Linked DNA regions of Homo sapiens: all the other regions are linked to region 1. A link is an interaction called in ENCODE POLR2A ChIA-PET data of the cell type or tissue named here. Cell type or tissue: CD4-positive, alpha-beta T cell. All regions are shown on one strand. Each heading gives the region's core, and the rest is flanking DNA. Links, peaks and the distances in the headings are about the cores only. Region 1 overlaps TNFRSF1B (TNF receptor superfamily member 1B). Region 2 overlaps TNFRSF8 (TNF receptor superfamily member 8). Region 3 has its middle 16 kb from the start of MIR7846. Region 4 overlaps TNFRSF8 (TNF receptor superfamily member 8).

The links. Peaks named below come from ENCODE experiments on the same cell type or tissue, not always from the same donor. Only the 100,000 strongest peaks of a DNase experiment are listed, where the experiment ranks them.
Region 2: POLR2A ChIA-PET joins it to region 1 with 54 read pairs; 17 of 35 experiments call an interaction of 5 or more read pairs at or near these places.
Region 3: POLR2A ChIA-PET joins it to region 1 with 28 read pairs; 13 of 35 experiments call an interaction of 5 or more read pairs at or near these places.
Region 4: POLR2A ChIA-PET joins it to region 1 with 11 read pairs; 21 of 35 experiments call an interaction of 5 or more read pairs at or near these places.

What each region holds. Positions count from the first base shown.
Region 1 is chr1:12,206,432-12,213,355 of GRCh38, reverse strand. It overlaps TNFRSF1B (TNF receptor superfamily member 1B), which reads right to left. Exons shown (of 10, transcript NM_001066.3): 10 at 4,136-6,616. The coding sequence ends at 6,336. Among named protein-coding and RNA genes, the nearest start is that of MIR4632, 18 kb to the right of the region's middle. RefSeq lists a silencer at 2,798-2,877 and an enhancer at 5,866-6,366. In CD4-positive, alpha-beta T cell, for the core only: CTCF peaks have their summits at 4,114 and 4,317 (motif pointing right); DNase peaks (open chromatin) are centred at 2,615, 3,925 and 4,325; H3K27ac peaks cover 1,767 bases.
Region 2 is chr1:12,121,964-12,129,099 of GRCh38, reverse strand. It overlaps TNFRSF8 (TNF receptor superfamily member 8), which reads right to left. Exons shown (of 15, transcript NM_001243.5): 9 at 5,723-5,816; 10 at 5,273-5,385; 11 at 3,048-3,149; 12 at 2,864-2,917. Among named protein-coding and RNA genes, the nearest start is that of MIR7846, 41 kb to the left of the region's middle. In CD4-positive, alpha-beta T cell, for the core only: a CTCF peak has its summit at 4,125 (motif pointing left); DNase peaks (open chromatin) are centred at 3,171 and 4,119.
Region 3 is chr1:12,147,847-12,154,982 of GRCh38, reverse strand. No RefSeq gene overlaps it. Among named protein-coding and RNA genes, the nearest start is that of MIR7846, 16 kb to the left of the region's middle. RefSeq lists an enhancer at 6,432-6,561. In CD4-positive, alpha-beta T cell, for the core only: no CTCF peak of the experiment used is centred there; DNase peaks (open chromatin) are centred at 1,572, 2,622, 4,012 and 4,312; H3K4me3 peaks cover 1,181 bases; H3K27ac peaks cover 4,914 bases.
Region 4 is chr1:12,129,672-12,136,807 of GRCh38, reverse strand. It overlaps TNFRSF8 (TNF receptor superfamily member 8), which reads right to left. Exons shown (of 15, transcript NM_001243.5): 13 at 1,195-1,220. Among named protein-coding and RNA genes, the nearest start is that of MIR7846, 34 kb to the left of the region's middle. In CD4-positive, alpha-beta T cell, for the core only: no CTCF peak of the experiment used is centred there; DNase peaks (open chromatin) are centred at 3,647 and 4,506; H3K4me3 peaks cover 416 bases; H3K27ac peaks cover 2,288 bases.

The DNA of each region.
Region 1 (6,924 bases), core at 1,925-6,924:
CAAGGCATCCGTGTTGCAGCACGTGTCAGAATTTCCTTCCTTTTTAAGGTTGAATATTCCATTGTACACCACTTTTTTTTTTTTTTTTTTTTTGAGATGAAGTCTCACTCTGTCACCCAGGCTGGAGTGCAGTGGCGCGACCTCGGCTCACTGCAACCTCCGCCTCCTGGGTTCAAGTGATTCTCCTGTCTCAGCCTCCTGAGTAGCTGGGACTACAGGCGTGTGTCACCACGCCAGGCTCATTTTTGTATTTTTAGTAGAGATGGGGTTTCACCATGTTGGCCAGGTTGGTCTCGAACTCCTGACCTCAGGTGATCCACCTGCCTCAGCCCTGCAAAGTGCTGGGATTACAGGTGTGAGCCACTGCACCCAGCCTGTAGATCACATTTTGTTTATCCATTCCACCTTTTGGACACCTAGGTTGTTTCCACCTTTTGGCTATTATGAACAGGGAGCACTGCTGTACAAATATCTGTTTGAGACTCTGTTTTCAGTTCTTTAGGGTACACACCCAGAAGCGGAGTTGCTGGATCAGATGGTAATTCTATGTTCCATGTTTTGAGTCGCTGTCACACTGTATCCCATAGCAGTTGGACCACTGTGCACTCTCCTCAGCGACGCACAAGGTTTTCCATCTCTCCACATTTTCACCAACACTTACTAATTTCTGGGTTTTTGATAGTAGTTGTCCTAATGGGTGTGAGGTTGTTTCACAAATGGGAGGAACCTCAGGGTGTCTATATGCAAACAGGAAAGATCCAGGAGCCAGAGAAATTGATGCTGAAGGAAAGAGACAGGAGACTCACTGAAGCAATGTCCTTGAGCCAGGAGAGATGCTAAGATCCCGTGCAGGGGAGGCGCTGTCCTCAGACCCAGTCACGGCAAAGGCCAGGGTTGTGGGCACAGATGCAGGGTGAGAGGGCAGATGTGGTGGGGCAAGCATGAAGCATTCTCTTGTGTTTTATTTTCTCGGTGAAATAGACAGCAAGGTAACCAACTGAAGGTAAGGGTGGGGTGAGGACAGAGGCTTGGGGATAAAGGAGAACACATGAAATAGTCCATCTAGAAGAGTGGGGTAAGGTGTGGTGGCTCATCCCTATAATCCCAGCACTTTGGGAAGCCAAGGTGGGAGGATCACTTGAGCCCAGGAGTTTCAGGCTGCATTGAGCTGTGATTGCGCTACTGCCCTCCAGCCTGGGTCACAGAGTGGTACTCAGTCTCAAACAAAAACCTCAATTAATCCTTTTATTTAAAAGATAAAATAGGCCAGGCGCAGTGGCTCACACCTGTAATCCCAACACTCTGGGAGGCTGAGGTGGGTGCATCACCTGTCAGGAGTTTAAGACCAGCCTGGCCAACATGGCGAAACCCCTTCTCTACCAAAAATACAAAAATTAGCTGGGCGTGGTGGTGTCACCTATAATCCCAGCTACTCGGGAGGCTGAGGCAGGAGAATCGCTTGAACCCGGGAGGCAGAGCTTGCAGTGAGCCGAGATCGCACCACTGCACTCCAGCCTGGGTGACAGAGCGAGACTCCATCTCAAAAAATAAATAAATAAATAAATAAAATTAAAAGATAAATAGAAAGAGTGGGAGACTGAGTGAATAGGAGCTGGTAGGCTGCATAACCAATGGTTGTCTTTGCCCCTGCAAAGACATTGATGTCTGAATTCCTGAAACCTGGCCAAGATGCTAAGACGAGGAGAGTGTCCTGGATTTTCTGGGTGGTCCGTTGTAATTACAGGTGTCCCTACACTTGGGAGGCAAAGGGAGATCTGACTTCTGAAGAGATTCCGTTGCTATCTCTGAAGATGGACGAAGGGGCCATAAGTCAAGGAATGCAGGTACCGCTGGAAGCTGAAGGCAAGGAATCAGATTCTCCCCTAAAGCCTCCAAGAACAAATTCCCCATTTGAGCCTAGCAGGCCTGGCAACACCTTGCTTTTATACTTCTGGCTCCCAGAGCTGTAGGAGAATGAAATTGTATTGTTTTAAGCCACTGAGTTTGTGTGGTTTGTTATAGCAACAACAGGAACTAATATATCGGGGAGGGGACCTGTTGTCACTGCTGGGCAGCACCAAGGACCCCCATAGAATTTATTCTTTTTTTCCATCCCCCAGGCTGGAGTGCAGTGGCAAGATCTCAGCTCACAACAACCTCCGCCTCCTGGGCTCAAGCAATCCTCCCACTTCAACCTCATGGGTAGCTGGGATTCCAGGTACGTGCCACCGCACCCAGCTAGTTTCTGTATTTTTCTGTGGAGATGAGGTTTCACCATGTTGCCCCAGGCTGGTCTTGAACTCCTGAGCTCAAGCAGTCTGCCCACCTCAGCCTCCCAAAGTGCTGGGATTACAGGCATAAGCCACTGTGCCCAGCCAAGTCTAATGATCATGAAATGAAAACGCGACCAGCCAGCATGGTGGAAGGCCATCATCCTGCCCCAGCCAGGTGCAGACGTGCAGGTGTGGCACAGGCAGAGAGCTGGGTTCAACCAGAGAGAGAACAACAAACCAGGAGAAAGTGCCGTGGGTGCGTACAAGGGAGAAAACGTAACCAACAGCTGCAGGTGCCACTGAGGGAGAAAGACAGGAGGAAGTAGGGGTGGGGGGAAGTGGGATGCTTGAAATTGAGATTAGCGTGCAGTTATCAGTAATGCCAGGCTCTAAGGCACTGGCATGGGCACACCCCGAAGGCCACATCCGCCTCCTGCCCATTCTTTCATGTCCTGTGCACAGCTGTTTTCACACTTCAACAGCACAGGTGAGTGGTTGTTGCAGAAACTGTAAGGCCTGCCAAGTGTAAAATATTGATTCTGGTCAGGCGCAATGGCTCACACCTGTAATCCCAGCAGTTCAGGAGGCCCAGGCCGGTGGATCACTTGAGCCCAGGAGTTCGAGACCAGCCTGGGCAACACAGGGAAACCCAAAAAATAAAAATAAAAAAATTTAAAATTTAGCTCGGCATAGTGGTCCATGCCTGTAGTCCTAGCTGCTCAAGAGGCTGCGACTGGAGGTCAGGGCTGCAGTGAGCCACGATCACATTTCAGCTTGGGTAACAGAGTGAGACCTTGTCTCAAAAAATTAAAATAAATTTGCTCCCTGGCTCTTTATGGAATAAGTGTGGGGAGCCTTGGTCAAGGGTTGAGTGACTGAGACAGGCTGGAGGACAGGACCATGGAGGAGAGGAGGGCGAGAAGCCAGGAGGCGGGGCGTTCCATCAATCACAGATCCTATAATCACCAAGAATGAAAATGGTCCCACTGAGGGAGTCACAGGAGCTGGAGTGACGATGGTGACCCAGGGGGTCAGTGGAACCAATACACAGGCCAAGGTCTCTCTCCCCTCCAAGGCTTTCTTCTAATTAATTGATTTTATTTATTTATTTTATTTGGAGACAGACTCTTACTCTGTCACCCAGGCTGGAGTGCAGTGGCCCGATCTCAGCTCACTGCAACCTCTGTTGCCTTGATTCAAGCAATTCTCGTGCCTCGGCCTCCTGACTAGCTGGGATTATAGGTGCATACCGTCATGCCCAGCTAATTTTTTGTATTTTTGGTAGAGATGGGGTTTCACCATGCTGGCCAGGCTAAGGCCTTTAAACTCAGAACTCCTTTTGCCTGACAGTTCCCTGCAATCCTTTGTTCTGGAAAACTGCTGCTCATCCCTCAGGAGGAGGTCAGAGGTCATCTCCAGAACCCTGTTCTAACCTCCTACCTGGGCCCAGGGATGTCCTCTGGGCCCCCAAAACCCTGTACTGGTCTGAGTATCCCAGGGGCAACCACTCTCCCCGAGTGGGGTCCCCAGGAGGGCAGAGCCTGGCTGCCTAGGCTGCTAGGGATCTGCAGAGACCCCATCCCGGTCCTGAGAGCAGGCCCAGGAGACCTGGAGGATGAAGGCATGAGACCAGGGCACACTTGGAACCCAGCCAGCTGTGTGGTCCCGAGCAGGAAGTTCTCTTATGGTTCACAGGCTTGAGGGGGCGGCTGTAACAGGGGTCCCTCTGTGGTCCAGTCACAACAGGGGCCAGCCAGACTCCAGGGACCGTGACGCCATCTCCCCTTACACAGGGGTGGCAGACAAGTAGGAGCATGGACAAACCCAAGCCCAGACCCCAGGCAGAGCCAGGGGTCGACGTGTAAAACAAACAGGTTTATTGATAAGCAGGAATGCCGTCCAGCATACAGTGCAAACTTTCATTGTCTTGGGATCAACACACACACACAAGGGAACCAAGGCCCCACAGAGTCTCCAAATTCATCGCTTCCCGGCTCTGCCCTGTGATGCCAAGGAAGCCTGAGGTTCTCCCAGGACTGTCCACCAGGGGGCAGGTGCGCTCCATCATGTCCTCATGTGGGTCCAATGTGGGCAGAAACCTGGCCAGTCCCAGCAGTCTGACTTTTTTTTTCTTTAAGAGACAGGGTCTCACTCTGTTGCTCAGGCTGGAGTGTAGTGGCGCGATCATAGCTCGCTGCAGCCTCAAACTCCTGGGCTCCAGTGATCCTCCCCTCAGCCTCCTGAGTACAGGTGCACGTCACTGCAGCCAGCCAGTCTGACATCTTGATTCCAGGGTGGAAAACCCTTCTTGTCTCCATGGTAATGGCTGGGCTCTCCCACCCTCCAATAGTTCAGCTGCCAAGCTCAAGTCCAGTGGAATTTATCAACAATTTATCACCCTGCCCCTGCTCTGCTAGACAATTTCATGCCTTCTCCTTTATCCCCATGCTCCTGAGACTGAGCCTTTCCAGGAGCCCCTCAACCTGCTTCCTCCCAGAATCCGGGCAAGGCTACACTGGTTTCCCCTCTGCAGGGCCCTGGCCCTGGGAGGGGGAAGGCTGACTCTAATGGGGAGGAATCCCAGCTTCAGTGGCTTCAAGGCAGGCCATTCAACTTACCGACCTTGGCTACACACACCCACGACACGCAACACAGACGCAGACACAAGACTGGCACTTGGGATCACACTGGCCATGTACCAAAGTGGCAGGGCAGCCCGTTTGGGGCCCAGGAATTGAAGGTGGGGAGTGGGGAAGAGGAACCCACCCCTCTGGGGGAGGAGGAGGGTCTAGGCTGAGGTAGGAGTAGAGAGATGGCTACGAGGACTCAGTCATCTCTAGTTCCTGAAATTCCCTGAAAGGAGATGGTGTGGCCTAGGACAGCAAGGAAGGAGGCGCGGGGCTGCAGGCACACCGGAGTGAAGGCGGAGGGTGCAAATGGCAGGTGGGGGGTTGGATGTGGCTGGCAGAGTTTGGCTTTGTCGTTGGCTTGTTGGCCTGAGTGGTACTTACTTTTTTAAAAAATTGGCAGATTTCTAGTTAGAAGTGCGTTATCTTGCCCAGGCCACAGCACTGAATATGGTGGCCTGCCTGGGCCCTCTGGGCATCTGACTTTCACACCATGGTACAAAAGGACAAGTTGGCATTTGGAGGCGGTGCTTTTTTTTTTCTTTTGAGACAGACTCTCGCTCTGTCGCCCAGGCTGGAGTGCAGTGGCGTGATCTCGGCTCCCTGCAACCTCCGCTTCCCGGGTTCAAACGATTTCCCAGCCTCAGGCTTCTGAGTAGCTGGGACTATAGGTGCCCGCCACCACGCCCGGCTAATTTCTGTATTTTTAGTAGAGATGGGGTTTTACCATGTTGGCCAGGCTGGTCTCGAACTCCTAACCTCAGGTGATCCACCCGCCTCAGCCTCCCAAAGTGCTGGGATCATAGGCGTGAGCCACTGCACCTGGCCTGAGGTGATGCTTTCCAAGCCTCCTGAGCTAACTTGAAGGACCCCGTTCCCTACAGGGCTGCCACCTCCTCCCTGCACAGAGCCCCAGGACCATCCCGCAGTCTCAGCCTCAGGCTGAAGCACTGTCCTGTCTTCATGGGTGACTCAGGCAGCATCCCTCCTCTCCAGAAAGCCCCTCTGCAGAAAAGGATGCTGGGGTTTTCTGGAAGCCAGAGCTGGGGCAGAGCCCAGGGGGAGAAACAAACAAACAAACAAACAAACAAACAAAAAACCCAAGGGCTCCAGAAGCCAGGCTGGCAGGTGCAGCTGGGCGGGGCAGGTCACAGAGAGTCAGGGACTTGCCCCAGCATGCCCCGAACGTCCATGCCCAGCCAGCCTTCCGAGAGGGACACGCCATGGCAGCAGAGGCTTTCCACAACTCGCTGCCTCTGCTCTTGGCCTGCAGGTCAGAGGGAGGCTGCGGCTGTGGAGGGCACTAGAGGAACTTGGCCCAGAAAGAGCCTCAGAGTCCTAGTGGTGGGGGCCTGGAAGGACCAGGGCCCCTTCGCAGGGTCATCCTGCCAGGGCTCAGCCCACCTTGGCTACGACACAGCCCACACCGGCCTGGTTAACTGGGCTTCATCCCAGCATCAGGCACTCCAAGGGGCAGGGGCTTCTCTTCGGTGCTCCCCAGCAGGGTCTCTGGCGTCTCCAGCTGTGACCGAAAGGCACATTCCTCCTTGGAGAAGGGGACCTGCTCGTCCTTCGGGGACTCCGAGGGGCTGGAATCTGTGTCTCCCATTGTGGAGCTGGCTTGGGAGGAGCACTGTGAGCTGTGGTCAGAGCTGCTACAGACGTTCACGATGCAGGTGACATTGACCTGGGTCCCATGGCCACCAGGGGAAGAATCTGCTAAGCACAAGATGGGGTGGGGGTCAGTCCGGGGGTCCAGGAGTGGGGCCCAGGGACCCCTGCCCAAGATGCAGATTCAGACACATGGGAAAGAGCACTGGGCCAGGAGCCGAGACCAAGATTCTAGCCCAGCTCTGCTGTGTGACCTTGAGCAAGTCACTTAACCTGCATGTGCCTCATTTTCCCCTCTGCCGAATAAGAATAGCATCACTACCTACCCAGCCCCAATCACCCCAGAGATGGGAGGAGCCAATTATATAAAACAGATGTCTACTTGGGAGGCCAAGTTTGTAGGATCGCTTGAG
Region 2 (7,136 bases), core at 1,173-6,172, 84 kb after region 1:
GCACTTTGGGAGGCCGAGGCAGGCGGATCATGAGGTCAGGAGTTTGAGACCAGCCTGGCCAACACGGTGAAACCCCGTCTCTACTAAAAATACCAAAATTAGCCAGGCATGGTGGCAGGAGCCTGTAATCCCAGCTACTCAGGAGGCTGAGGCAGGAGAATCACTTGAACCCGTGAGGCGGAGGTTGCAGTGAACCCAGATGGCACCAGTGCACTCCAGCCTGGGTGACAGAGCGAGACTCTGTCTCAAAAAAAAAAAAAAAAAAAGAATTTTAGACCAGTGGTTCTCAACCAGGAGGTTTTCCCCAGGGGCCACATGGCAATGTCTAGAGACATTTTTGGTTGTCCCAAGTAGGGAAGGTTACTGGCATCTAGAGGGGCTGTACAACGTCCTATAGGATAGCGCTCCACAGCAAAGAACCATCCATTCCCAAATGTCAATGGTGCCAAGGGTGAAAAATCTTTTTACAAACATCTCAACAACCACGATAAAATCCCCGTCCTACGGCTCACCCAGCACGTGGCCTTAAACGAATTACTTCACCATCCTGTGCCTTAGGCTGCTAATCTGTGCAACGGGGATAACAGTAAGTACCTCACAGGCCACCGGAGGAGTGGATGAGATCACGTGTGTGCTTTGCAAATGCCTGTCACCGAGGACACACACGGGAAGGTCGATCCACTCGAGGGCTGGTTGGTGGGCCTCTCATCGCACCTGCACGGACCACAGATCCCTGATGTGCTCACTGCTCAAAGGAACCAAGAGCACCCTCTGCCCCAGGTCTGGGATGTGGGAGGCCAAGGGGCGCACACTCCCCTCCCGTCTGCCTTTGGCCTCTGCGGGCAGTCGGAATTAGTCTAAAAGCTTGGAGGGAGCTAGAACAGCTTCTGGGCCCGGCACAGAGCCTGCAAGGAGGAAGTGCTCCGTGAAGACCATGTGAATAGATGAATGAACGAACCAATAAACCAGTGCCAATAAACCAGTGCTCCTTCCCTCCTTCACCACCCACGGCTCAGGAGGGAAAGGGGCATCCGGCCAGCTCGGTCCATTCTCACCCGGTGCTCTGTGAGCTTGCCTGTCTTGGCTTCACTTTCTGTCCATCTTGAGCCTCGGAACCCAGACCCCAAGGTCCCACCAGAAGCTAGAGGGTCAAAAACGACCTGAGATAAGATGTCCACCATTGAGTCTCAGGGCTCAGTTCTTTGTAGACCTGGCTTCTTAGGGGAAGGTGTTTTCTTTCTTTCTTTCTTTTTTTCTTCTGTAACAAAACTGCTCTCACAGAGGTTTGAAGAAAAAAAATAAACTGACGGCAATGGAAATTCTAATACTAGAAAAATGTCAAGAAAGCAAACGCCGGTTTCAATGAGACACTCAGCCTGACAGGTCATGGAAACAGGCTTGAAACTATCAAAACACAAAAACCCCCCTTGCACAGGGACCACAGTGCTTGCTTGTGAAACTCGTCAAATTCAAAACATGCCTCAGTGGACTGTGTTTTTGTGCCCAAGTCAACAGTCAGCCTATGCAAGGGCCTCTGCAAGGGTCCTGGGGAGATCAGGGGACGGGCCAGGGCCTGGCCTTAGGCTGAGCACGTGGCTCTTGGGTAGGCATTGCGATGGTGGACAGAGCTGGCAGGGGGAAGGAAGAGGGGACAGGGCTGAGCCCTTTACAAACCAAAACCCCTAGGACCAGTGCCTGAGGCTGGCTGTGCCACTGCCAGGCTGTGTGGCCCTGGGCCAGCCGTCCACCTTGCTGAGCCCTGCCTCCTCCTTGCAGAACAAAGGTCATCACTGGGGGAGTACAGGAAGCCTGTATGGGAGCCCACCTTGCAAATCAGAAACGAAGGCTCAGACGATTCCCCCATCAGAGCCCAGCACAGAGCAGGCACCCAATCCATGCCATGCAGTGCTGAGGAAGACCCTGGCCTGCCTTGAAGGGGCTGCCCAGGAGAGAGAAGGTGCTTGGCACAAGATAGCTGGGAGCCCCCTGCCCCAGGTGAGAGCTAGAAGACACACGCTGTATAGACGACCCTGCCTGGACAGGTGAGGAGGGTTCCAGCTCCCAAGGGCTGCCTGGAAGAGCTGGCCCAGAGGCTGGGCAGGGATCAGAGTGCAGGGACCAGGGAGGGGGTCAGAAGCACCCAGGACTCAGGAAGGCCTGAAGCTTCCAGGAAGGAAAAAGCCCCAGGCACAGGCCAGCCTGTCAATAGGCAGCAGCCACCGATTGCAGGCAGGTACTCCACGATGCGCTTAACAGCCCGACCTCGACGAATCCACAGGCCAAGCCTCTGAAGTAGATTCTACCATCTGCATTTTCCGGATGAGGAAACTGAGACACAGGACAATTCAGTAACTCACCCAGGGTCACACAGCTTGTAAGTGGCAGAACCAGGGTCCCTCTTGCCCCATGTGCTCCTTTCCCCTCCTGCCCCTGGGCTGACTTGCCAGGTGGTAGAAGAGGGGGAGAGAGGGGAAAGAGAAAGAGAAGGAGGGAGAGGGAGAAAGGGAGGGTAGAATGTAGAGAGGAAGGCAAGGCTGGCAGGAATGCCCCCTGGGGGTACTGGAGGAAAAAGTGACAGACAAGATAGACTTTTAAACGTTCATGCCAGCATCCATCCAGGTGCTGCTCTGGGCAAGCCACACAGTCGTCACACCCAGTACAGTCTTCACCTCATTGCATTCTCCACACGCATGAGTTTTCACCCACATTGCATCCCTACAGATGTACAGAATGCGACAGGAGCCACAGACAGGGAGCTTCGAGGCTGGGGTAGAAGTTCAGTCTCTGGAGCCCACGCCCCGGGCCCAGAGCTGCCCTGTGTTCCTCTGGCTCGGGCAGCCCCTTTGGACGGCTGGACACTCACCCACAAGCTCTAGCTTGGGCTGGGAGGTCTGGACCGGGTAGCACAGGTGGAGCTCTGAAACGACACCAGGAGGAAGGCTGGGGGTGGCGGCCTCAGAGAGCAGGAGCAGGCAGGGAAAGAACCCAGGCCAGGCTGGCAGAGAGCAACCTGTCCTCCCCAAGGCCCCAAGGACACAGCCACTTACTCTGCCGAATTCGCTTCCTGCAGGCCCTCCGGTGGCACAGGAGGAAGGCGCTGGAGCCGACCACCACAACCAACACCAGGATCACCCAGAAGAGCACTGGCCCTGGAACACAGAGACGCCCCACACTCTTTGCCTTGCTGCAACCACACAAGACAGCCCCAGCCCCAGACGACTTCCTCCTTCTCCTGGGACACAGCTTCCATCATGGCTAACAACAACAGGTCCTTTCCAAGCCAAGGCTCTTATCTCATCCAGCCCTCCCTCGCCTGGCTCCAGGAAGCTGATCAACTATTGAAGGCTGAGAGAAGGGCAAACTGTGTCTAGAGAGTGAGAAATTGAGGCGTCTAGGAGCCAGAACAAAGGAATTGAGGTCCAATAGACCAAAATTTGGGGACTGTGGACGAGGGCCCGGTGTGACCGGCATCTGGCAGCACTGCTGGTGTGGCCGGAGTCAGGGTGGGGAGGGCCAAGCAGTGAGGGGAAGGAAGAGGTTGAACCCAGTCCCCTCCCGGCCAACCCTCTAGACCTGCTTGATGAGGGCAGGCATGGAGTCCCCACTGCACATAAACACACCCCACAAGCGTTCCCTGAATGAATGATCCCCAACCCTATGCCCTAGGCACCGTCACTACCTTCAGTTTAAAAATGAGGGGAGCTGAGGCTCACGAAAGTTCGTTAAGTTGCCCAAGGTCACCCTGAGAGTAAGTGGCAGAGCCCCAGCCCAGGCCAGGCCAGGCCGGGGGGACTGCAGGGCCACGCTCTTAACCCCTATCTAGATCTACTTCTTCACACCTCGGTACTAAACTCGCTTCGTTTTTCCCTTTTGTCACTTACAGAGATCATAGAGCTAGTGATTGCACTTTATTGAAGTCCATGTTTAGATGTTTAAAAAGTAGTATATGCCAGTTAAGTGCTTCTCAAACGTTAATGTGCACATGAGTGCCCTGGAGATCTTGTTAAAGTGCAGTTTCTGATTCTCTAGGTCTGGGATGGGGCCCATAATTTGCTTTCCTAACAAGTTCCCAGCCGGTGCCAATGCTGCCAGACGGGACCGCACTTTCAGAAACTCTGGCCGGAGCACTACTGCCACCTCGTGTCAGCCACTAGAACTGCAAGTCCTAAAATGAGTAACCTGGCATCTTTCCCTAAGAGCTAACTCTTGGGGGTTTTGTTTGTTTTGTTTTGTTTTGTTTTGTTTTGTTTTGTTTTGTTTTGTTTTGTTTGAGACTGATTCTCATTCTGCTGCTCAGGCTGGAGTGCAGCGGTGCAATCTCGGCTCACTGCAACCTTGCAACCTCCGCCTCCCGGGTTCAAGCGATTCTCCTGCCTCAGCCTCCTGAGTAGCTGGGATTACAGGCGCGCGCCACCACGCCTGGCTAATTTTTGTATTTTTAGTAGAGATGTGGTTTCATCGTGTTGGCCAGGCTGGTCTCAAACTCCTGACCTCGTGATCCACCCACCTTGGCCTCCCAAAGTGCTGGGATTACAGGCGTGAGCCACCGCGTCCAGCCTAAGAGCTAACTCTGACAGAGGCCGTCTACAATGCTACACTGCTTATAACCCTGCACGGTCTCTGCCATTACCATTGTATAGATGAGACAACTGAGGCTCAAAGGCTCGAACAACTAGTCAAAGTCATGAAATCAATCAACAAAGACCTATTTTCTGAGTAGCAATTATAAGCCACGAGGATGAAGCTGTGAAAAAAATTCCTGCCTACAAGAATTAAAGAATAGTCACTAGCAGCCAGGCGCAGTGGTTCACACCTATAATCCTAGCACTTTGGGAGGCTGAAGCAGGTGGATCACCTGAGGTCAGGAGTTTGAGACCAACCTGGACAACATGGCAAAACCCCGTCTCTACTAAAAATTAAAAAAAAATTTAGCCAGGCGTGGTGGCAAGCGCCTGTAAACCCAGCTACTCGGGAGGCTGAGACAGGAGAATCTCTTGAACCTGGGAGGTGGAGGTTGCAGTGAGCCAAGATGGGTGCCACTGCCCTCCAGCCTGAGCAACAGAGTGAGACTGTTTCAAAAAGAAAAGAATAGTCACTAGCAAGTGCCAGAGCCACAGCACCAACTCAAGAAGCCAGAAACCTGGGGTCAACCTTAATCCCCCTTCTCAGACCATACCCACAAAGGAGAAGCTCCCTCCTGGCTCCCCCAATCCACACTTCCCCAGGAGGAAGCCCCTGCTGGGAGTAGGGGTGAGTGGGCTGGGACCATTACCTGCATCCAGAACGGGCTTCCCCGTGGAGGAGAGAGCGACGGGAGCGCTGGTTGGGATGGGCAGCGTCTTACTGGCCTGGGAGTCCACCAGCAAGCTCTGAGTGGGGCTGGTGCTGCGGGGAGAAGCCCAAGGCAGGAGTGATGAAGATGGGAAGAGGGAAGTGGGTCTTCAGGAATAATTCCCTTTCTCTGGAGACTGCGCAACCAGAGCCTGGGCCCCTAGATCCTCTGCCCCGAGTCTCTGCCAGGCATTTTGAGGGCAGGGACTGGGTTTCAAGGCCTTCTGGCTTTCCAATGGTGTCAGCAAAGAGATGGGCACACATTTAACAAAAGAGCAGCCCAGGCCCCACCTCCACCCCCAGCCCAGCTGCCTCCCAGGCATCCCCTGGGCATGGCAGGGACAGCTCCCTCCTGCAGCAGCCAAACAGAGAGAAGGGGTGGGGGAGTCACCTGGCAGGCGCCTCGCCATTCTCTGGGGTGGGGTTGCAGTCCGGCTGGGTCCCCAGGGGTGGCGCCTCAAAGGTGGTGTCCTTCTCAGCCATATCTGCAGAGGGGACGTAACATCTGAGAACCAGCGCCAAGGAGGCTGGTGTCTCCAGGAAAGAGTTAACCAGCAGGGACTGGTGGCTTCCAGCGAGGCAACACCGTGGGAGCTAAGACAGTCAGATTTGTGTTTCAAAAGATCAAAGTGGAAAAGCTGGCCAGGCACATTGGCTCACACCTGTAATCACAGCATTTTGGGAGGCTGAGGCAGGAGGACCACTTGAGGTCAGGAGTTCGAGACCAGCCTGACCAACACGGTGAAACCCCATCTCTACTAAAAACACAAAAATTAGCCAGGTGTGATGGCACACACCTGTAATCCTAGCTACTCAGGAGGCTGAGGCAGGAGAATCGTTTGAACCCGGGAGGTGGAGGCTGCAGTGAGCTGAGATCATGCCACTGCACTCCAGCCTGGGCGACAGAGAAAGACTCAAAATAAATAAAACAAAGTGGAGAAGTTGCTACTTGTCTCTAACAGCTGTGGTCACCCAGGAAGGTGAAACAGTGACGCTAGACCTTTTGCTTTTAAGAGAAAACTGAAATCGCCTAATGTTTAAATACAGCCTCAATTTTTAAAGTTTTTTTCTTTTAAATCAACTTTATTAAGGAATTATTTATTTATTTATGTTTAATTTTTTGAGATTGAGTCTTCCTCTGCTGCCCAGACTGGAGTGCAGTGGCACGATCTCAGCTCATTGCAACTTCTGCCTCCCGGATTCAAGTGATTCTCCTGCCTCAGCCTCCTGAGTAGCTGGGATTACAGGTGCCTGCCAACATGCCCAGCTAATTTTTGTATTTTTAGTAGAAACAGGGTTTCACCATGTTGACCAGGCTGGTCTCGAACTCCTGACCTCAAGTGATCCGCCCACCTCAGCCTCCCAAAGTGCTGGGATCGTAGGCGTGAGCCACCATGCCCAGCCTAAGGCAACATTTATATACAAGAAAGTATCCCCTGGCAGGGTAGGGTGGCTCCCGCCTGTAATCCCAGCACTTTGGGAGGCTGAAGCAGGCAGATCACTTGAGCTCAGGAGTTCGAAACCAGCCTAAGCAACATAGCAAGACCCTGTCTCTATTTTTAATAAGTAAAAATAAAAAAAGAAAATGTCCCTAAGTGTGTACAGCCTGATGAGTTCTGACAAAGGTAACTAACTCCAATCAAAATACAGAACATTCTCATCCCTCCAGAAGGTTCCCTAGTGCCCCTCCTCACTCACTCTGCCCCCACCTCCAGATCCAGGCAACCACCGATCTGCTTTATGTCACTATAGAGGAGTGTATCTGTTCCAGAATTTCATGTCGACAGAATCATGCAGTATGTACT
Region 3 (7,136 bases), core at 1,393-6,392, 58 kb after region 1:
CACGGGGTTCTCTTGCCCTGGCTGCAGGTGGTCTGGCATTGGAGAAAAAGCACTGGAATGAGCTAAACCAAAGATTCTCAAAGACACTTCCAGCCATGAAACGCTTTCAAATGAAATCTTAGGCTGGAGAGGTAACAGCTTTCTCAGATTGCTGGTTCTCTGGATCTAGATCCCAGCTCTAGGGCAATAGATCAAGACCCTATCTCTAGAAAATTCAATAAATAGGGCCGGGCGCAGGTGGCTCACGCCTGTAATCCCAGCACTTTGGGAGGCCGAGGTGGGTGGATCATGAGGGCAGGAGATCGAGACCATCCTGGCTAACACGGTGAAACCCCATCTCTACTAAATATACAAAAAAAAAAAAAAAAATTAACCGGGCATGGTGGCGGGCGCCTGTAGTCCCAGCTACTCAGCAGGCTGAGGCAGGAGAATGGCGTGAACCCGGGAGGCGGAGCTTGCAGTGAGCCGAGATCACGCCACTGCACTCCAGCCTGGATGACAGAGCGAGACTCCGTCTCAAAAAAGAAAAAAAGAAAGAAAGAAAATACAATAAATAAATAAATGATTGAAGATAATTTTAAAAAACTACTCAGAAAGGAGGGAAGAAACCAAAATGTTTAAAGGAGTTTCATGGATGATGGGATTGTGTGCAATTTTTTTTTTTTTTAAGGAATACTGATTGTTTTACTTTTGTTGTTGTTGTTACAAGGTCTTGGTCTGGCTGCATCACCCAGGCTGGAGTGCAGTGGCGTGATCTCAGCTTGCTGCAAACTCCGCCTGCTGGGTTCAAGTGATTCTCGTGCCTCAGCCTCCCAAGTAGCTGGGACCACAGGCGCGCACCACCATGCCCAACTAATTTTTGTATTTTTAGTAGAGATGGGGTTTCACCATGTTGGCCAGGCTGGTCTTGAACTCCTGACCTTAAATGATCTGCCCATCTGGGCCTCCCAAAGTGTTAGGATTACTAGCATGAGCCACTGTGCCTCGCCAAGATTGTGTGTAATTTTTATTATATTTATCATATTCCTTATACTTCGTTTCTTCTTTTATTCATCTTTTCCATTTATAAAGTTTGTTTATTTTTATCTTTAAAGTACCAGCAAACTGGGTGCTTGTGCTGAGGGCCACGGATTCTCTGTGTGACCTCAGGCACATCTCTCGCCTTCTCAGGCCTCAGTTTCCCCATCTATACTCTCAGAGGGAGGGGCTGCATGAGGCTGTGAGCCCTGGGAGTCACATACCACTCGTGCACATCATCCTTGCCCCGTGCACTCGGTTTCCTCCAGGCCATGCTGCCCCCTGGGACCTACCAGCCCAGCCAGCCCACAGAGGCATAAACCAGCACATTTTTTTCTCATTAGTGAGATTTCAGCTCAGAGCAAGGGCAGTCAGGGTAGAGGCTTAGAGCAAGGACAGAGAAGGGAGTGACACAGTGAGATGGGCAGTTTCCTGCTAGACTGGACGAGACACAGCTCTGGGCCCATTTCCTTGACGCACTACCCAGCCCTCCCTAGGAAGGCAGCACGTGATACCGGCCCTCTGCTCATCAGTAAGGAGCATGAAATGCTCACCACGTCACTGACCTCATTTCCCCCGCAACATTTCCCCTCCCCAATTCAAAAGAGGAAGAAATAAGTAGTTTTTCCCTGGTGCAATTTCCCAGTCTTCACTTATTCAGACTTTTACGAGTATGTGTGCCTACTGCTGCCCCAGTGAGAGCTGGGCAGGGCTGGGCGTGGATGAGTCACAGTGGGCACACTCCCCGCAGGAGCTTGGGCAGGGTGGGCAGGCGACTTAGAAAAGGGACCAAGGCACCTTGGCTGGAGTGTCCTAGGGGCTTCTTGAAGTAGCTGGCAGTGATTCGGCCACCTCTCATTTGTCCTTCAGGTGAAGTTGGTCTTGAGGCTCTCACTCCCAAGAAACTGGACCTCCTTCCAACCCAGGCTTGTCCTGCCTGCCCCGCAGACTTACTGAGCACCTACTGTATGCCAGACGGAGCAGCTGCTGCCCCTCTGCCACCAGATCGAGATCCTGCTCCTAGACATGTGCCCCAAGGAGGAACCCAGGAACCTTTAGCTCCTAGGAATGAGTGGTAAATTTTCAAACACCAAGAAGCCTAGCAAAAAAAAGGGCTGCTTTAGACAGTTGGGGTATATCAAAAGGAGAAATAGCATCAACTTTGCCATCACCTAGACCTGGGTTCAAGTCTCTGTTCAGGCCATTGACTGGTACGCAACCATGACCTTGGACAAATCACTTTACCTCCCTGAGCCTCCATTTCTTCATCTGTAGAATGGGGATAAATAGCCTCTGCTTTACAGGGGTGCTGTAAGGATCTGAGATGGAGACTCTACAGTGCCTGGCATCTAGTAAGTGCTTAATGAGTGCAGACCCAAAACGTGATGGAGGTCATGTATTCTGCCTTTCCAGAATGGAGCCCAGGTCCCCTAGGGTACAGGAGAGGGTTTCCCTGAGAAGTTCCCAAAGTGCCCAGCCTTGCTTTTCCCCTTCACCCTGGAAGGAAACCCCCTTGGGCTCCAGTTCCCCTGCAGTCCTCCACCCGTCCTGAGGCTGTTGCAACCTCCCACCAAGTAGCCGGCTCAGCCCTGCCAGCCTACCTCCCCAGCTCCTGTAGAACAATTTCCGCCCATGAAATTCTCTCCATCACCTTGCCCCCTTTCTTCTGTAGAAACCTAGAGATGCAAATGCAAGGATGGGGCGATGTCTACCACAGACTCATGATCATAACTACTCACTTCCCCCTGCACACCCTGAATCGCTACATTCTCCCAGACCTTTGTACAGCAGGTGCTACATCCCCAAGCCCTGGCTACACACCTCACCACACTGAGGGCCTACACACCACTTTCTTTTTTTCTTTACAGCAATTACCACCAGCCAATGTTATCCCAAATACTCTTTCTTGTCACTCTGCAGAGGGCAGGGCTGTGTGTCCCCAGCACCCCAGCACGGAGTTTGAGCTTGACAAATATTTATTGAACAAATTAATGGATGAAATTAATCCTTACAACATCTCTTTGGGGTAGGTGCTCTTATTAAACCCATTCTACAGAGGGGAAAGCAGAGACCTGCCTCCATCTGGGCTAGGTGCCATCCACTAGGGTCATGAACCCCAAGCTGCTCTCCATCAAAGCAAATATCATGCTCTAGGCCATGACCAGACTCTAGGTTGGTCTCCCAGTTGGACTGTGACTCCCTGAGAGCAGTACTGTATATCCCCGCCACTGCCCCACTTCACTGTGTTCCCCAGCGCCAAGCACAGTGCCCAACACATAGTAGGTGTTACATACAGATCTGTTGCTTGAGTGACTAAATGAGTGGCTGTATGAATGAATGAATGCATTTCTTCAGAGATATTTTTTGCAAGACTTCTAGAACTTGGCCTCCAGTCCCCCTTCACAGTCAGTGCTGTGGGAGCTTGGAGGTCCTGGGCCTGGGTGTCCTGGAAGGGTTTTTGGAGGAGGAGGAGAAAGATGAGGTTGGAAATTCAGGGGTTGGAGCGCTGAGCAGAGATTTCATGATGAGGATATGCCCTCTGTATTTGGTGACTGAGCGGAAACAGTCGGGTCTCAGGAGAGGTTTAGATATGGGAGCTGTGGAGGTAGCAGCAAAGCTGGATTGGCAGACATTGGCATGTAGGCACTAGGGAGTCATAGAAGGTTCTGTGAGGGAGAGGCCTGGCCACAGCTGGGCTTTGGAAAGGAAAGGTGGGATAAAAACCAAGAGCAAATTCCATTCCCTGTGCATTCACTGAGCCCCATGGATGCCTGCACAGTGTTCTACAGGGTCTGGGACTCAGGGCTGGGGCCTCAGCACAGTGGTGACCTCGGCCTGAGCCACAATGGAGCAGCATGGCCAAGTGTGTGAGGACGCAGACTCCAGCCAGGTGGCCTGGGTTCAAAGCCTAGCTGCGCCACTTAGCAGCTGTGTGACCCTGGGGAACTGGCTTAGCCACTCTGCGTGTTGGTTTCCTCATCTGTAACATAGGGGTAATGTAATAACTACTTCCTAGTGCACTGTGAGGTTTAAGTGAGAGCACACGAAAGCCTCAAGTACAGCTCTTATCATCTTTCTTACTAACCTGTGACTCCATGCATGGCAGGAATAAAGCCTCTTCAACTCTATTGTCAAAGCCCAACCCAGATGGGCACAAAGAGCTTCTCAGGGAACTTTCGATGCATGAACTTGGCCCAGAGGACCCAGGGTCACCCAGCGAGTGCCCCGGTATTCACCAGGAGGTCTTCTGCACAGGGTGAGGAACCCTCCCTCAGTACGTGCAGAAGCTGTATTTCCTGAGTGAAGTGTAATTGCAGTGAAAAACAACATCCCTCCTGACAGCCTGTACTTGCATAATCTACCCACAACTCTATGTGACTTCCTGACATGGTTCTGTGCAACCCAAGTTGGGGGCCCCATCCTGCCCTGGAAGGTCCCAGACCCTGCCCTCTTCCTCAGGAGAGGCCTGGCAAGACCTCTCAGAGCCTTGATTTCCCTATCTAAAAACTAGATAGGGCCTAGTTTGTATGGGTACCAAGCTCAGATGTTCTCTAATCAGACAGATGTGAGCTTGCTTTCCAGTCCTGCCACATTCTGACTGTATGGGTCCCTGAATGCACAGGTCAGCTGCTCAGTCCAGAGCTCACACTCTGGAGACAGACCAGCTTGGATCCAAATTCCAGCCAGAGGAACTTGGGATTCCACCAGGTTATGTAGCTTCCTTGAGCCAACTCCAAGGACAATAATGGCAAAATTACCGAGAGGCTAAAATGAGACAGTATGTGAAGTGCTCCTGCTGACACATAAGATCTCGAGATTCTTTGACACTCCTCCTAATGAGGGGTGGGATCTGTGTCCCCTCCCCTTGAGTCTGGGCTCTGTGACTACCTGGAATGCAGCAAAGGGGATGCAGTGCCAGTTTCCGGGGTCAAATTTTATGACGCTGGCAGTTTCTACTTCCTGCCCCCGGAGTTGTTGGCTCCAGGAACCCAGCAGCCATGCTGTGAGGAAGCCCAAGAAGCTCCACAGAGAGAAACTGACAGCCAGTACCAATTTGCCAGCCCTCTTGGAGGTGGATTCTCCAGCTCATCTCATCACCCCCGCTGGTACTATGTGAGCCGAGATGCACCTCCCCTGCTAAGTCCAGGCCACATTGCAGATTTGTGAGCAAAATTAATGACCATTGTTTTAAGCTATTAAGTTTTGAGGTGATTTGTTATGTAGCAAGAGATGACTGGAACAGTTACATCAGTTACTGGTCATTTAACACTTCTTAAAAATGGGGACATGTGTGCTCATCTATAAGGTCCCTCTGAGGTCACATGACAATGGAGGTAAAATGCTTTGGCATTAAGTGAATTCTGAATTAACGATTTCCCTGCCCCCATGCAAGATCAGCTACATAATTTGTAGAACTCCATGAAAAATGAAAACACAGGGCCCCTTGCCAAAAATTATTCATCACTTTCAAGATGGCGACAGCAGAGCATTAAACCAAGCCCAGGGCCCTTCTGAACCTGGGGCCCTCTGACTGCACGGATCAGTAGCTTGTGAAGCTGCAGAAGCCCAGCTGATGGGATATTTTTGTCTACTCTGTTTACTCTTGCAAAGCTGCCTTGTAAGTAAGAACCCAACCCTCTCACCACAGTTACTTTTAACATCAATTTTTTCTTTAAAGGAAGAATGAAAATCAGCATGTCATCTTTACTGCTCCCTTGGACTAGACAGTGACTTTCCCCTACCCCAGCCCCAACTGACAGCTACAGTTAGAGCTATCTCCATCACACAGCACCAAGCTGGGACCCTGGGAAAACTGCTTTGCCTCTATGGGGCTCAGTTTTCCCATCTGTAAAATGGGAGGCTTGTTCTTGATCGTCTTCCTTCAGGGAGCCTCAGGTGGGGCAGTGAGCAGGATATGAGGTGTTACTGGGGATGGAAAGGGCAATTCCACTCTCAGGCAGTTCTCCCCCAGAGATTCCCTGGACTCAACCCAGCCCCGAGTCTCCCTGGACCTCAGAATCACACGCCTGTAATCCAGTACTTTGGGAAGCCAAGGTAGGAAGATTGCTTGAGCCCAGGAATTCAAGACCAGCCTGGGCAACATAGAGAGACCTGTCTCTACAAAGAAAGAAAAAAAAAAATTAGCCAGTCATGGTGGCACGTGCCTGTGATCCCAGCTACTCGGGAGGCTGAAGCAGGAGGATCACGTGAGCCCAGGAAGTTGAGGCTACAGTGAGCTGTATTTGTGCCACTGCATTCCAGCCTGGGTGACAGAGGAAGACCCTGTCTCAAAAAAAAAAAAAAAAAAGAAAGAAAGAAAGAAAGAAAAAAAAAATCACACACACCTTTGAGGAAAGCTGTGTCAAGGAAGGAGGCCCTGGCTGGGTTAGCTCTGTGTCCTTCCTGTCCGGTCAGAGCAGTCAGAAAGCCACACCCAGCCTGGAGTTTGACCTTGGGCAGGTTACCCTGCCTCTTGCAACTGTCCCTGCCTTCCCATAAAGGGAGGAATAAAATCAGCCTCTATTCTATCTCTCAGTTGTGGTGACTTGAAGATGAAAGGAAACTTATCTAGAAGGCATAGTGCCAGGGGATGACCACGATATGAACACAACCCCTGACCACAGAGGCAGCCAGGCCACCTGGGCATGGGGAGGGATTTAGAATCACAAAGTTGGGGGTTGAACTCCAGCTCTGGGACTTCCCAGCTGTGTGGCAGTGGGCCAGTTGCTTCGCTCCCCCCCACTCCCCGAGCCTCAGTTTGTAAAAGGGAGTGCTGCCACCCAGCCTATCTACTGTCCAGGGTTCTATTAGGAAGCCCAGATGTACAAAGAATGCGGCCTAGGCGAACTCTCAGCTCTTAAGATGCTGCTCTTGATGGCTGTCATTTACTGAACATGGCATACGTGCCCAGACTGGACTTCCACAGTCCCTCTCAGCCTTATAGTTCCTTTTCTTTTTTTTTTTGAAGACAGAGTCTCGTTCTGTCACCCAGGCTGGAGTGCAGTGGCACGATCTCGGCTCACTGCAACCTCCGCCTCCCAGGTTCAAGCAATTCTCCCACCTTAGCCTCCCAAGTAGCTGGGATCACAGGCATATGCCACCATGCCTGGCTACTTTTT
Region 4 (7,136 bases), core at 644-5,643, 75 kb after region 1:
TGTTCTCAACCCCAACATCCACAACTACCTATCAGAAGGGTTAAACCAGGTTTGCCATTACTTTTAATGGCAAATGGCACCAACCTTAATACATACTCTTGAATACTCTTTCATAATAATATGAAGGCTAAAAGACTGCCTTTTTTTTTTTTTTTTTTCAGATGGAGTCTCACTCTGTTACCCGGGCTGGGAGAGCAGTGGTGCAATCTCGGCTCCCTGCAACCTCTGTCCCCCAGGCTCAAGCGATTCTCCTGCCTCAGCCTCCTGAGTAGCTGGGACTACAGGCGTGTGCCACTACACCTGGATACTTTTTGTAGTTTTAGTAGAGACGGGGTTTCACTATGTTGGCAAGGCTGGTCTCGAACTCCTGACCTCAGGTGATCCGCCTGCCTCAGCCTCCCAAAATGCTGGGATTTTAAGTGTGAGCCATCATATCCGGCCAAAAGACTGCATTTTAAAACAAGTTACTATTAATGCATTGGCCTATGCAGCAAAAACATATTTGATTACCTTACAAATTGTTGAATACCTCTTTCATGAAATTTCTCAGTATTGTAACAGCCACTTGTCACATCCAAGCATATTCGAATGTGATCCCCCATAATTTGAAACTGAACTAGCATTATGGTTGTGTATATTATATTGAAAAATGAAAGGATAGAAACCCTTCTTAATGTATGAATGCTTGAATTAAAAGAAAGTAATGGAAGAACTGACAGATGGGGAAAAAAAAAAAAAGGAATGGACCATAGCCACCTGCTCTGTCATCCAGCTTGGAGGATGAGATTCATGGAAGAGTAAAGAAAAGGGGAAAATGAACACAGTCTTCCTCCTGACCAGACCTGGTACCCAAAAGTGGCCCAAACCAAATCCACTGTGTGCAGGCCCTTCTGGAAATTCCCGGCAGGCTGAGCCAGGAGCTGGAGGCTGCTATGAGGGTGGGGCTCTCCATCCTTAGCCAAGGCCTGGCTGAGGCCCCAGGCGAGGCCTCTGTGCACAGAGGTCCCTGTGGTGGGTCAGACTCAGCCTGAACTTGCAGGACGGGCCTGCACCCTGGGCACTGTGGGAGGGGAATGGCCAGTCCGTCCCCTCCCTCTCCCTTCCCCCAGCAGCTCTCAAAACTTCAGATCTGTTAGGGAAGGAGTCAGATTTAGGGGCACGAAGCTGAGGTGGGGGCAAGGGAGGGGTACTTACCGTTGAGCTCCTCCTGGGTCTGGAATCTGCAAAAAGCAAGAGCAGCAACTTCACCAAGGAGTCTGGCAGCCCCCGGCCCCACCCGCCCCAACTATTGGCAAATGGTCCTCCTGGATCACAGGTGGTGCTGAACTCAGCCCAGGGGTCAGGTCCTCAGTCTGGAGAGCCCTCGATGGGTTTCAGAGTCAGTGCCCACCCCAGCTCAAGGCAAGGAGGCTCACTTCTCCAGTGGCAGATGGAGGACAGGGGACCACCTCTATCCCCTGGCCACTCTCATTCCTTTTTTTTTTTTTTTTTTGAGATGGAGTCTCACTCTGTCACCCAGGCTAGAGTGCAGTGGCATGATCTCGGCTCAATGTAACCTCCGCCTCCTGGGTTCAAGTGATTCTCATGCCTCAGCCTCCCGAATAGCTGGGATTATAGGCTCGTGCCACCAACCCCAGCTAATTTTTTTGTATTTTCAGTAGAGACGGGGTTTCACCACGTTGGCCAGGCCGGTCTCAAACTCCTGACCTCCTGACCTGCCCGCCTTGGCCTTGCAAAGTGCTGGGATTACAGGCGTGAGCCACCACACCTGGCTGCCACTCTCATTCCTAATGACTAAACCAATGAACACACTGAACCACTCTCCCAACCCCCACCCCCGCGCACATGCAAGGATTGGTTCACGAGAAGCACAGGCCCAACCAGAGCCCAGGAGGCTTCCACTGGGTCAGAGGCTCGTCTGTGGCTGCTGCGCCCACCTTACTGTCTCCAGGGTGTGGAGAGCCCCGAATTCTCTGGAATACCAGGCAAAACCCACATGGAGGACCTCAAGGCAGGTCATGGAGACAGGATGATGGATCCTGCAGATGCCACCTGGACCCTGCCTGGGACACGCCCGAAGCCAGTCTGCTGTGGAGCCCTTCTGACTCCAGCTGGACTTCGATTTTCTCTTTCTTGTGCCTGAAAGCACCCAGGTGGCAGCCTTCGAGGAGGACAACTGCTCTCGGGCCATCTCATTTCCTTCAATCCCATCCTTTTGTAGGCTCAGGAGGTGCTGATACAATGATTCTCAACGCACAACCTCTATCTTCTCATCTCAAACCTCTACCCTCCACTCCCATTGTTCTCCCATATTAAACAGGGGCCAGGTCACGCCCAAGCACATATTGACATTTAACATTTAACCTTGGCTCACTGGCCATCTGAGAAAGGTGAGAGGGCATCCGGGCATCTAACTCATCCTGGAGCAAGTCAGTTCCCAGAGCAGACCATCCTCCAGGGATGCCCAGCTTTTAACCACTCCTGAGAACGCTACCTACGGAGATCTGGAATATGCTGTTGTCAGGCACACATCCCTGGCTAGACAAATCTGCCACCAAGATGCCCGTATGTCAGCCACGCCGCCTCCTGCACACATCTCTGACTTCAGCAGCTCTGGAGAGCCACCAGCCCTGAGTCCTCACAGATATGCTCACCAGTGCTCAGTCAACAAGTAGGATAAAGTATACGCAAGACTGACCATTTGAACACGCTGTGTGGACACTAGGTGAGTTTGGGAAACACTCTTAGGGGTAATTTTTTCTTTTTTTGAGACAGAGTCTCACTCTGTCACCCAGGCTGGAGTGCAGTGGCACGATCTTGGCTCACTGCAACCTCTGCCTCACAGGTTTAAGCAATTCTCACAAGTAGCTGGGATTACCGACATGTGCCACCACGCCCGGCTAATTTTTGTATTTTTAGTAGAAACAAGGTTTCACCATGTTGGCCAGGTTGGTCTCCAACTCCTGACCTCAGGTGATCTGCCCGCCTCGGCCTCTCGAAGTGCTGGGATTACAGGCATGAGCCACCTTGCCCGGCCAGGGGTAATTTTTTTTTTTTTTTTTTTTTTTTGAGATGGAGTCTAACTCTGTCGCCAGGGTGAAGTGCAGCAGCGCGATCTCGGCTCACTGCAACCTCCGCCTCCTGGGTTCAAGCGATTCTCCTGCCTCAGCCTCCCGAGTAGCTGGGATTACAGGCACGCACCACCATGCTCAGCTAATTTTTGTATTTTTAGTAGAGACGGGGTTTCACCATGTTGGCCAGGCTGGTCTCGATCTCTTGACCTCGTGATCCACCCGCCTCGGCCTCCCAAAGTGCTGGGATTACAGGCGTGAGCCACGGCACCCGGCCGAGGCACATTCTTTTCAATGACGTCAGTGAAACTAAATCATGGTCCCTCCAGAGTGATTTTGAGTTTTACAAGCAGCCAACTGTTCTTTGGTACCAAGTCACTGGGGGTGGCCAACAGAATAAAAAAAAAAAAGTGTGACAAAGTAACAAAACAAAATAAATAAAAATGACACAACTCGGCCTTGAAGGGGAAGTGGGTGAACGGGATCGCAGAGCTGCCCATACCCTGCAGGCTGGTTCCATTTTTCTAAAGAGCCATCTGGCAACAAAAACCTCACACTCTTTACCCAGTCATCCCTCTTGAGGGAACACACCCTCAGGAAATAACCCGAAAGAAAACAAAAAGGCCGAGCACAGCAGCGGGTTTATAATAACCCTCAAATTGAAAACCAGCCAAATGTCAAAAACAATGAGGCCGCTTAGCCACCCTGGAGCAGGGGCCTCCTTGGCGGTGAAACTCAGCACAATATTACTTCCCTTCTCCGAGCCTCTGTCCTCCCAGCTGGAAAATGGGATGAATCACATCAACTTTGGGGCTTGTTGAGAAGATTAAAAGAGATATCAAAAGTGAAGGTGCCCAGTGGTAAATCAGGTTGATTTTTTTTTTTTTTTTTTTTTTTTTGAGATGGAGTCTCGCTCTGTCACCGAGGCTGGAGTGTAGTGGCACGTTCTCAGCTCAATGCAACCTCTGCCTCTGGGGTTTAAGCGATCCTCCTGCCTCAGCCTCCCAAGTAGCTGGGACTACAGGTGCGTGTCATGACACCCGGCTAATTTTTGTATTTTCGGTAGAGACAGGGTTTCACCATGTTGGCCAGGCTGGTCTCAAACTCCTGACCTCAGGTGATCTGCCAGGCTTGGCCTCCCAAAGTGCTGGGATTACAGGCATGAGCTACTGCGCCCAGCCAAGATTTGATGTGATGAGCATGACGTTTCACCTCTGTGGTCTTCTTCCCCCAATGCATAACTCCAGTCTAATCATGGGGAAGACATCAGACAGATCCCAGGAGACAGGCGTCCCGCAAAACACCTGATCAATACTCAAAAACTGCCAAGGCCATCAGGGAAACTGGTCTTGAGAAACAAGATCTGAGAAACGGCCACAGGCCAGAGTAGCCTAAGGCGACATGATGACTGAATGTGACGTGGCTCCTGGATGGGATCCTGGAACCTTAGGCAATGCAAGGGAACCCTGAACACAGTGTGGGCTTTCGTTTGTAATCCTGTGTCAATAATGGTTCACATATTTTGACAAATGAACGATGCTGGCTTAAGATGCTAATCACAGAGGAAACTGGGTGTGGGGCATGTGGGAACTCCTGTGCTGTCTTCTCCAATTTTCTGTACATCTAAAACTATTTTTAAAAATGAGACTGGGCGTGGTGGCTCATGCCTGTAATCCCAGTATTTTGGGAGGCTGAGGTGGGCAAATCACGATGCCAGGAGTTCCAGACCAGCCTGGCCAACCTGGTGAAACCCCATCTCTACTAAAAATACAAAAATTAGCTGGGCATGGTGGCGCGCGCCTATAATCCCAGCTACTCGGGAGGCTGAGGCAGGAGAATTGCTGGAACCCGGGAAGCAGAGGTTGCAGTGAGCTGAGATTGCGCCATTGCACTCCAACCTGGGCAACAGAGCGAGACTCTGCCTCAAAAAAAAAATGAGGACTAGCTGGGCACAGTGGCTCTCGCCTATAATCCAAGCACTTTGGGAGGCCGAGGTGGGCAGATCACTTGAGCTCAGGAGTTAGAGACCAGCCTGCACAACAAAGGGAGACCTGGTCTCTACAAAAAATAGAAAAGTTAGCTGGGCGTGGTGGTGTGTATCTGTAGTCCCAGCTACTGGGGAGGCTGAGGGATCACTTGAACCCAGGAGGTCAAGGCTGCAGTGAGCCATGATTGTACCATGGCACTCCAGAGTGACACCCTGTCTCCAAAACAAAAAACAAAAAACAAAAAACTTAAAAATGAAGGCCACTTAGAATGTTTTTTTGTTTGTTTGTTTGTTTGTTTTGAGACGGAGGCTCGCTCTGTTGCTCAGCCTGGAGTGCAGTGGTGCAATCTCAGCTCACTGCAACCTCCACCTCCCAGGTTCAAGAAATTCTCCTGCCTCAGCCTCCCGAGTAGCTGGGATTACAGGTGTGTGCCACCATGCCTGGCTAATTTTTTTATTTTTAGTAGAGATGGGGTTTTGTCTTGTTGGCCAGGCTGGTCTTGAACTCTCGACCTCAGGTGATCCACCCACCTTGGCCTCCCAAAGTGCTGGGATTACAGGTGTGAGCCACTACACCTGGCCTACTTAGAATTTTTAAAAATTAAACTATTTTAAAAAGAAGGTGTCCAGGATGCTGTTGAGCACACAGCAGGTTCAGGAAAAGCCCAGGATGGTAAGTAACATGGCTCTGCACTCCGTCACACTGAATGGAAAGTCAGAGTTCAATACCGACTCTCCCAAACAAGTGTAAAATCACAGAGGTAAAAAGGCGGAATCTGGAAGGCTCTGACATTGACAAGAGCCGTGTTACAACCCATGAGGATTTTGATAAAGACCCAGAACAAATCTTGCCAAGTACAGAGGTCAGATTTCATAACTGCTCTTCCCCTAAAAATGTTGATTCTATCTGCTAGTCTTATTTGTTGGTTTCCTTGCCTTTTGGAATAACCACTGTCTTCTTGTAAGCCTGTCTGGTACCCCCAGGGACACAAGTCCAGGACCATGCTGGGCAGCAGCAGGCCCCCTTGCACAAGTGCACGGTGTCACAGGCTGCTCTGAAGCCCACGCTCACGGAGCACGTGCGTTCTCACATGCGATGTAAAGCTCTCGGTCCCTTCCATCCCTGTTATTCTCCACTTTTAGTCCCCTCCCCTCTCTGGCCTGTGATTCCCCAGTGCTGTGGGAAGCAGAACAGGCCCAAGGGGGGAATTTGGCACAGAGGTTCAGCTAGGCTTTGGCAACAGGTACCCCGAGATGCAAACCCCGGGCTCCTTGGAGAGGCAGCTGATTCCAGGGCCGGGGCAGGAGCACACAAGTTAAGCTGGGAACATCTCAGAATAAGGGACGTGCTCAAAGCACAGGATGAGGATACACCAAAGCACACAAGAGCCAGCTTAAAGGGGCTCTCCCTGACCTCATCTGGGACCATTTGAGCACCAAAATAAAAAATGATGGTAAGAGATTACAACCCATTGAACAGAACAGGGCCCCATGAATCCATACAGATATAAATATGTAAGTGAAGAAAATTAAGTTCTGGGCTGGGCGCGGTGGCAGCTCACGCCTGTCATCCCTGAACTTTGGGAGGCCGAGGCGGGAGGACCACTTGAGGCCAGGAGTTCGAGACCAGCCTGGCCAACATGGTGAAACTCTGTCTCTACTGAAAATACAAAAAATGAGCCAGGCATTGTGTGGCACACGCCTGTAATCCCAGCCACTTGGGAGGCTGAAGCAGGAGAATTGCTTGAACCCAGGAGGCGGGGGTTGCAGTAAGCCGAGATCACACTACTGCACTCCAGCCTGGGTGACAGAGCCAGACCCTGTCTCAAAAAAATAAACAAATAAATAGAGAAAATGAAGGTCTGCTGAAGAATGGGCTATTGACATAGTCTCAAGTAACGCCCCTAAAGACTTAGTAATGACCGAGGAGCAAATGGAGACGTCACAGTGGAGAGGCCCGGCAGGACATCACCTCCGTCGAGCGCTCAAAGTACACAGCACCAGGAAAGGGAGACATCGAAACCTGGCAGGACGCCCTGAGAGAGAAGAGGCCAGCATCATTCCTGGGACCTTCCAGC